2 separate regions of the Homo sapiens genome follow, and region 1 is linked to region 2. A link is a contact called in ENCODE Hi-C or POLR2A ChIA-PET data. All regions are on one chromosome and are shown on one strand. Each heading gives the region's core, a stretch centred on a gene start or an enhancer-like site at or near the end of the contact. The rest is flanking DNA. Distances are from core to core; before and after follow the strand shown.

The links. Hi-C counts contacts between places; a loop is a spot of excess contacts on that map. ChIA-PET counts read pairs that join two places held with the same protein, here RNA polymerase II (POLR2A). Pooled maps may share reads with other maps.
Region 1: a loop to region 2 is called in a map of CD4-positive, alpha-beta T cell, with 5 times the contacts of the local background. The contact joins the promoter of WDR7 here to the promoter of ELAC1 in region 2. A Hi-C loop is called at or near these places in 3 of 168 maps with a recorded cell type or tissue (CD4-positive, alpha-beta T cell, CD8-positive, alpha-beta T cell and naive thymus-derived CD4-positive, alpha-beta T cell) and 6 of 50 pooled maps. POLR2A ChIA-PET finds 5 or more read pairs at or near these places in 1 of 52 experiments (T-cell).

The regions. Positions count from the first base shown.
Region 1 is chr18:56,650,031-56,654,587 of GRCh38, reverse strand. WDR7 (WD repeat domain 7) reads right to left here and starts at 3,229. Exons shown (of 28, transcript NM_015285.3): 1 at 3,012-3,229. RefSeq lists an enhancer at 3,109-3,498.
Region 2 is chr18:50,966,417-50,971,513 of GRCh38, reverse strand. It overlaps ELAC1 (elaC ribonuclease Z 1), which reads right to left and starts at 3,474. Exons shown (of 4, transcript NM_018696.3): 1 at 3,400-3,474. RefSeq lists a silencer at 3,147-3,636 and an enhancer at 3,787-3,846.

The DNA of each region.
Region 1 (4,557 bases), core at 1,980-4,479, 5.7 Mb before region 2:
TACTTAAATGATTAGTATCTATGGAATACAAGAAATGTCCGCAAATCAACAAGAAAGAACTGAAACCCCAAAATAAAAATGGGTGAAGGGATGAACAGGCAATTTCACAAACAAAAAATTAAAAAAGATAAAACACACATGAAGAAATACTCAGATTCGGCAGGGCACGCTGGCTCATGCCTGTAATCCCAGCACTTTGGGAGGCTGAGGCAGGCAGATCACAAGGTCAAGAGATCGAGACCATCCTGGCCAACATAGTGAAACTCCGTCTCTTCTAAAAATACAAAAATTAGCTGGGCGTAGTGGCGCGTGCCTGTAGTTGCAGCTACTCAGGAGGCTAAGGCAGGAGAATCGCTTGAACCTGGGAGACAGAGATGGCAGTGAGCCAAGATCGCACTACTGCACTCCACCCTGGCAAGAGTGAGACTCCATCTCAGAAAAAAAAAGAAATGCTCAGATTCATTAGTAGTGAATGAATCTGAATAAATAATGAAATGTAATTTAAAATGAGATTTAATTTTGTATCTATTAGTCTGGAAAAATTGGAGCACTGAATAAAACCAAGCATTTGTGGGGAAACAAAGATAAAGGAACCCTCACGAGCTTCCTGCAGGTGTATAGACTATTGCTGCTTGTTCTAAACATCATCTGGTGGTGCTTCAATAAAATATATGAAAACCAAATGATCCAGAATCACATATGGATCTATAACTCACTGAAAGTATCACAGAGGTCTAAAATGTATGCTTATCATAGTATTATCTGTAGAGGTAGGAAAATGAAAATAACATGGGTATCTACAAATAGGAGAGCAGACAGATAAACTGTAGTAGATGTACATTCTGAAATATTGTGCAGCACTTGGAAGCAAAGAACAGCAATGCAATAGATCTTCAAAACATAATAGTGAGACAAAAAAACTGCACGATATCATCTCTATAAATTAAAAATGTGGGCACCCAGAACAATATACATTTAATAACACATACAAACAGAAGAATACACATCATACAGAATGGTTGCATATGGGTTGATGAGCAAGAGAAAACAGCGGGAATTAGAAACAAAAAACAATGAATGAGACTGGATGTGGTGGCTCACACCTGTAATCCCAGCACTTTGGGAGGCCAAGGCTGGTGGATCACCTGAGGTCAGGAGTTCGAGACCAGCCTGACCAACATGGTGAAACCCCATGTGTACTAAAAATACAAAAATTAGCCAGGCATGGTGGCACAGTCTGTAATCCCAAGCTAGTCAGGAGGCTGAGGCAGGAGAATCGCTTGAGCCCGGGATGGGGAGGTTGCAGTGAGCTGAGATCACGCCACTGCACTCCAGCCTGGGCAATAAGAGCGAAACTCCATCTAAAAAAAAAAAAGAAGAACGAAAAATGCAGGCAGGGGAGATGCCTTGAACAGCCCATTGAATTGAGTAAGATTAACTCCATCCTCTGCACCTGAGGTCCAAAATGAACTTTAAGGACTCATACATCTAATAAACATCACACCACTAAAGCTAAATGTCATCCTACCCCTCTCACGAAGAAAACACAAAACAAGCTCACTACTTTGAAGATTTTCGATGCTAAGTGTGTTACATGGAGAAACCACCCAACTTCCTTTAACTTCAAAACGGAACATATATCAAAGATAAAAGGAAACTGTAAGATACAAGGGTCACTACCCCTAAAATTTAAGTTAAATTCTTACAGGGATATTCAAACCAAGCCAAGCCCAGTCCCTTTGATTCACCCAGTCACCGAGATCTTTTAAAATTTAGTTACAGGTGGCAATAAGAAAAAATAAAGGGCATACTCTCATTTTTCTCTTAAAGTATTTCTCTGAAACACTCTTAAAATAAGGATTGGCAGTAAAATAAATGAATTTTCTACCATAATCCCTAATTGACATTAATAATAAAGCATTAATTATATTTATAGTGGTTCGTTTTCCCAATTTATAATAACTAATATGTATTGTTCTGGATGGAACTAGACAGTTTTTTATTCTTTGTAATAATGAGGGCATTTCAACACATTATGTTCACTTTTAAGCTGACCTTCATACAGCCACGAGTTTGTTTATAAAGCAAGAAGCAGAGTCAAACTAAAATTTTTGTTTTACAAAATGTCAAAAACTCAGTTAATTTCTTTCATACAACAGGCAATTCCTGCAACCTTGCCCATAAAATCCTAAGACATAAACACCTGAAAGAGTCAGTTTGCCTTTTTTTGTCTCATGGCAAATATTACAGTGAGAGGAAGCTATAGCTGCCACTGACCGAACCCTAAATTCAGCAGCATCAACAATATCAATGCAGCCTGTCATGCGACGGTAGGTTCCCTAGTTTCAGACTATCTAACCCAGCAAATTCTGCCTCAAAAAGTGACATACTAAGTGGGTAAAAAACATAAAACAGCAATTTTTGAATCAAAGTTAGGGTAGTGCTGACTTCAAACATAGCTTCAGAACGCTGGGACCCATCACTAAGTGAATGGGAGTGACTGGCATCCGCTCAGACAAGTACTAGGGCAAAGGGATAAGAACTGGCAGATGGCATCTCAAAAATGAAATTCTAACAGTGGTGTCAGTACCTTGGGCATGGGCAAAAATAGTACCAACAGGAAAGGAAAGACTATATGAACCCCAAAAGCAAGCACATCGCCCAAAATTGCTGTCAATAACCACCAACGATCATCACCAATCACCTGATCCCGTTTAGATTGCACCTGGGAACCAGGCAGTCCCACCTCAAGACCAAAGCAACTGTCACAAGTAGCAAATATCACTCACCAGGCAAGGGAGCCACAAAGACCCCCGGCTGGCCCCCACGCTCTTGGTAACGGCGCCTACTTTTGGGCCCGACCTGCAGGCTTGCAGCCGCAGCGATCTGACAGCTAGCACCGCCCCCGGCTAGAGCGGGTTTGTGACCTTTGACCCCTGACCCCTGACCTCCACGGTGCAGGAACATCCCGCCCTGTGGTTTCCCATGGAGAAGCTTGAAAGCCCCCTTACCTGTCACAGCTTCATCTCATGCCGCGATGTAGCCTATCAGACCGCCGGTGGGCGCCCCAGCCAAGGAGGACAAGGATAGGGCGGAACTACGGAGGATGCGGGGTGCGTAGATCCTGCTGGGATAATCCGTGGGGCGGCAAGCGCTATACAGCCGCCGTCTCCCCAGTGATACTGCAAGGTGCCGGTGCCGCCGCCGCCGCCACTGCAGTAAATCAGCTGACACCAGCCCCAACTGCCGTGACTTTCGCTGCAACTGTCGCAAAAATGAGGGGGCGGGAAAGACTCACCATTTCCCTACTTGCAAGGCCTAAGCCGGCGCCGAGAGAGCCAGCCGCGTTACGATGGAGACCGAAAGTGGAGAAAAGGCCAGCTGTGGGCAAGGAGTGCACGGCCGCCATCTTGGTTGTGGGAAGTCTCGTCTAGGCTGTCCTCTCTCCAGTTGGGAGGACCAAGATGGAGCGAAGGATGAAGTAGCAAGTGCACGTCTTTCTTGGGAGCAGGATGTTGCGCAAGTTTACACTTCTGACCCCATCACACTGCTTCCCACTGAGATGCAAGAGGTAGGGAATTCCCTAAACACTGGAAAGTATGTTGGATGCTGGAAAGCTAAAAAGAATGACAAATGTCCCCCAAGATAGATAAGCTATAGTATAGTGCAGGATGAGAAATGCCAAATAAGGAGCAAGGAAGAAAAGAGATGAATTATTTCTAGGTTGGGGTAAGGAAGGATAATCACATTAGGTCATATGGAAGTCTAGAAAAATTGGTCAGATTTGGAATAATAATTGGGAAAGGAAAACAACTTTGTCACCAGCATTGAAATGTAAAACATGAATATATGCAATAAATAGAAAGTTAAATTTGGAAGAAATACAAGGGACGTGAAGTAGGTGAAGTGGGAAAATGTGGTATCAGGGCTTAGCTGTTTCTGCTCCGTGAGCGGCTCCTTTAACAGGCAGTCTATGCCCTGGAGCTCTCTTGTGGGTTGATAGAGACTTCATCACATTCGGCCTAGACCAGGTAATAAAAAAGTAACATGGAAAAATAGAATAATGTAGATAACAAGAGGCTTTTAGTGGCCATATAAGCTTTTTGGTCTTTATTCCAAAGACAATGAAAAGTAATTGAAGACTTTTGACTAATAAATAGTGTAGCACTTTTCCTAACCACATGGTATTCAGGTTTTTAAAATTGCTTTACAACAAATTATCACAGTCTTAGTGTCTTAGTGGCTTAAAGCAACACATATGTATTGCCTCACATTCCATGGGCAAGGAGGTCAGGAACAGGTTAGCTGAGTCCTGTGCTCATGCTCTCACAAGGCTACAAGTGGATGTCAGCCAAACTGCAATTCTCATCTGGAGGCTCAACTAGGGAAGAATCTGATTCCAAACTCCTGTCAGCTCATTCAGTTCCTTGTGGCTGTCTGACTAGGGGCCCTGGCTTCTTACTGGCTCTGAACTGGAAGTGGCCATCAGGTCCTAGCAGCCACCCACAGTTCCTTACCACATGGGCCTTACTAAAGGCTCTCTCGCAACATGGCAGC
Region 2 (5,097 bases), core at 2,225-4,724:
CAGGAGGCCAAGGCAGGAGGATCATTGGAACCTGGAAGGTTAAGGCTGCAGTGAGCTGTGATTTCACTGCTGCACTCCAGCCTGCTTGACAGAACAAGACCCACTCTCACAACAAACAAAAAGAGAGACCATTTACCACACATCAGCTGGCAGGCAAATATCAATAGAGCAATGCTAGTCAGTGCTAACCAGGATGACGGTAAATGGCTACTGTCACAAACTAATGGTGACAAAGTTATGAATTGCGATTAGGCTTTCGGAGAATAATTTGGAATATATATTACCAGTAATAATGATGCTGTTGATAATTATATGCTTTCACCCAGTAATCCCATTTTTGGTAATCTACCCAAATAATAAAGAGCTATGTAAAATGACGTGTATTGTGTTGCTCTCAAGATGGCTAAAATATGAAAGCAATCTAAAAATGTCAATAGGAAAATGGCTGAATATTTTATTGTACATTTGTGCTATTATTTAGTCTATCAACTATTTATTCTGCAGCTAATAGAGTCTTCTGTAACTACTGTTGTGGAGGGATGACAAGGAGAAAAGTTACAGATGGCTATGGTATGATCTCGTTTTTATAACAATACCCCAAACCCCTACATTTATGTAAGACAGAGAAAGTCTGATGTGGGAGAGGATACACACCATCCTGTTAATATGGGTTATCTCAGGGGTAATTAAAGTGATGGGGTGGGGGCTGTGCGGGGGGTTAACTTTTCTTTTAAATTTATTGCATTATGTTTCAATGAGTGGCATTTTATTTTTTTTAAATTTATATTTACTTAATGCTGATGATTTTTTTTTTTTTTTGGAAATGTGTCATATGGCCAAACATGCTTCTCTAACTACACACTACCTAGTCTTCCCTTCCATTTTGGGAAACAGCCCCTCCCCATATTTCCTGCCCCCAACCCTCATACATAAGGTGGTGCATCTCTACCTTAAGCATAGCGTTGAGGTTATTGCTAACATCCCTTTCATGTGTTACTCTACATTATCACCTCCAAGATCAAGTCTTCCTCTGCTAAGAAAGGAGCTTTATTTGCAGAGGCTTCCTTATTGATTTGCAAGATAGGTAAGAATAAACAGAATGCAGAAAGTTAACATTTGTAAAGGCAAATTAACTGCAGAAGGAATAATAGAATATAATCACTTTGTCATCCCTAACAAATAATGGATTTAGATCAGTAGTACATAACCCCGGGGGCATATTAGAATCACCTGGAGAGCTTTTAAAACATATCAGTGAAGGTCAGGTACGGTGGCTCCTGCTTGTAAACTCAGCACTTTGGCAGGCTGAGGTGGCAGGATGGCTTGAGGCCAGGAATTCAAGAGCAGCCTGGGGAACATGGCAAGACTCTGTCTCTATAAAAAAATTAGCCAGGCATGGTGGCATACACCTGTAGTCCCAAACAAAACAAAAAACCCTATCAATAATTGGGCTCCATCCCAGAACATTTAGATAGGAAATTCTGCAAGTGAGACATGTTTTAGTATTAAAAAGTAAATAAATAAAATAAAAAGCCTTCTCCTGTGATCCTAACATGGAGTCCGATTTGAGAATCACTTAGTGAAAGGCTAACAGAGAACTGCAATGTATGGATCAGGTTGACCTAAACTCACTACTCAACTAATCAATCTTTTTAAAAAAAGTTTTATTCTGAAAAACTTCAGACACATACAGAAGTAGAGATTAGCATAATGCAATGCCATACACCCATCATTGAACTTCAACAACTGTTAACTCATAGGCAATCATGTTTCATCTATACACACCACCCCCATTACTCCAAGAATACTTGATAAGACAAACGGTGTGCTGTCTGATGGGAGTACCCCATTAGGCAGCACGCATTGTCTAGCTGTCTCTCTTTCTGACGTTAACAGCCGCTAGTGATCATTGCCAGGATCCATTATTTCATTAGGGGTTGCCAAAAGGTGATATTCTCTCATTTCTTTTGCATGTATTTGCTGGCATTCCCTGGTCAATTGTTACCCTACGGTGCTACTTGTACATAAAAGGTCCACAAAGAGAGGCAAGATGCTATCTAACTCCTGGTATGATACAATGTGAAAAACACAGTAATCCCCCATTAAGTTCTCTTGCCAAAAAATCGAACCTGACCTGAACAAGTCTGCAGGTCTAAATACCTGCTTATTAAAGGATACCAGAGATGGAAAAAGCAAAATCCTGGTTGTAGAAAACGTGAACCGTACAAATGACTTGTTCAAGTAAAATACAGGGAACAAAATAAAGAGCAAGAGAAAAAGATTAAGAGAGATCTAAGAGACATCAACCAAATATAACGTGTGTAGATTGTTTGGATACTGATTTGGACAAACTGGGTAAGAGGAAAGAGACAACTAGGAAAATGTAAATGCTGACTGGATAGTAGAGGGTAAAATGAAGTGCTAAGTACACTGATAATGGCTTTATGTTTTAAAAAGGTGTTATTGTGTTTTATAAACATGAACAAGGTAACAGATGGAATGGTACATTTCAGATTTGCTTCAAAATACTACAGTGGGGGAGAGGGTAACAGATGAAACAGAATTGATCATGAATTGGGAGTTCAGTTACTATTCAATTTTCATATATGACTTGAAGGTTTCCATAATAATTTTAAAACAAATATAATGAAAACCCTCCAAATAGGTCGGGAAGTAATCAGAAATTATTTAATCAATGGTGCATGTTTTGGGACATGCACCATTCTAGGCACTAGGAATTAAATGCGAGCAAACCAGATTAGGTCCCTGTCTTCTTGGAAAAAAAACAAAACAAAAACCCAGCTGCTTGCTTTCTCAAGACTGTGATCCACGTTCGGCGAAGTGCATATTCCAGTCGTGATCACAGTACTGTCATTTCACTCTGGGCCCGTGGATCTCGGTCCTGGCCGCAGATCACAATTCCCCGGTGATGATGGGGCATCAGCATTTGGAGGCTTCCCAAGCGATTCTACTGGTTGCCGGGTTGAGAACCGGCGCTCCTTCGTTTTCAGGCAGGCAGTGTCAACCCTGCAATCACCCTGTGGTGTGCCTAGGGCAGATATCGCTGTCCTCCATCTTAGAGCTGAAAGAACCGAGGCCGGGCGGCAGAGAGTAAGAGGCCAAGGCACAGGCAGGGCCAGAGGCCAGATTTCCGGCCTCCAGAGAGCCCAGGCTCCCCCACGAGACCGTGTTGGCCTCGAAAAAGGCTGGGTGGGCGGCGGCGCCGGGCGGCCGAGGCTCCGGCCCGCCGAGACTCCGGCCCGGGGCGGTGAACGAGGCGCGTCCTCGCTCCCGGGCGCTCCCCAGGCTTAGGTCCCCAGCGCCGGGCCGTGCCTGATCGAGCCGGCGAGTCCCGAGGAAGCGCGCCCGCCCCCCTCTGGTATGCCCTACCGCACTCACCCTCTCCCCGAGGCCCGCGCCAGGAGCCGAGGGAGGCGCAGGCCCGCACCCTGGCCCAGCTGTCCGCGGGGCTACAATGCGCCCGGGCGGAAGTGCGCCGCCGGCCGGGTCCCGCGCGGCCGCTCTAGGATGCGAGGGAGGTCCGCGCTCGGTGGCGCCCGCGCGGGACCTGGCTCTGGGCGCGCTTCCGGGCTCCCCCCGGGCCGCGAGGGCAGTGATTGAGTTTCCCTCTTTCCCAGGTCGCTGTGTGTCAGGTGGTAGCTATCGCCCTGAGGACCAGAGCGGGATAAACCAAAAGGGAAAAAGTTACTCTTCTTTTGTTTTCCGTGTAATATTTTCCACATAAGAGTGTTCTTCCTGATGTTTTGCTCATACATATGTGTCATTTTTGGTCTTTGGTTGGGATGAATCTTTACTGTCTTTCATCCACTAAGATCCTTTGCCTGACCATGCACCTTCATAAAGCCCCGTCCATATTCCATTTTCCTACTCTAGGTTGGAATATTTGCTTAACATCTGAAGCTGATTGTGCCATACTCACTCCAAGCCTTGGTGTTCTCTTAGGTAGCGGACGTGGGATTGAAAAACCCAGGCTGGCTGTATACAGAACGGGCACGTGGCGATTACAGACCACAGGGAAAAACTCCTTCAGTTTGAATAACAACTTTTAAAAAAAGTATTTCAAGCTCCTGTGTACTGCCAGATGCACTGATTTCGTGCTCAGCGTACTTGAGGTGGTCAAAATATCCAGCAGCTGGCCGGGCGCCGTGGCTCACACCTGTAATCCCATCACTTTGGGAGGCCAAGACGAGCGGATTGCCTGAGCTCAGGAGTTCGAGACCAACCTGGCCAACATGGCAAACCTCGTCTCTACTAAAAATACAAAAAAAAAAAAAAATTAGCCGGTCATGGTGGCACACGCCTGTAGTCCCAGCTACTCGGGAGGCTGAGGCATGAGAATCGCTTGAACCCAGGAGGTGCAGGTTGCGGTGAGCCAAGATCGCACCACTGCATTCCAGCCTGGGCGACAGAGCGAGACTCTGTTAAAAAAAAAAAAAAAAAAAAAAAAAAAAATCCAGCAGCTTCAAAATAGGAATCGGAGTGGTGTTTCTTGAAACTACCAGGACAGAGAGACTGCCACTTGTTTAAAAATCATTAACTCATCTACTTCTACTTATTGGGCTCTTTTAACCTTTATTCCAGTATTAATGGAGCTCTGACTTTGTGGATAGTATTATTTTTGGGGCTGAGAGATTTTAAAAATTTGTCATGGTCCCTGGTTTTGGGTTTTTGTTTGTTTGTTTGTTTGTGACAGGGTCTCACTCTATCACCCAGGTTGGAGCGCAGTGGCGCGATCTCAGCTCACTGCAACCTCTTCCTCCTGGACTCAACCAATCCTCCCACCTCGGCCTCCCAAGTATCAGTAGCTGGGACTACAGGACTACAACCTCCCAAGTAGCTGGCACTACAGGCAAGCCACCACACCCAGCTATTTTTTTTTTTTTTTTTTTGTAAAGATGGGGTTTCACTGTGTTGCCCAGGCTGGTGTGAAACTCCTGAGGTCAAGCGATCCACCCGCCTCAGTGTCCCAAAGTGCTGGGATTACAGGCGCGAGCCACCGTGCCCTGCCGGTCCCTGGTTTTAAGGAGCCTACACTCAGTCAGGAAACAATCCACTTAAAAGGATATGGAAAAAGGG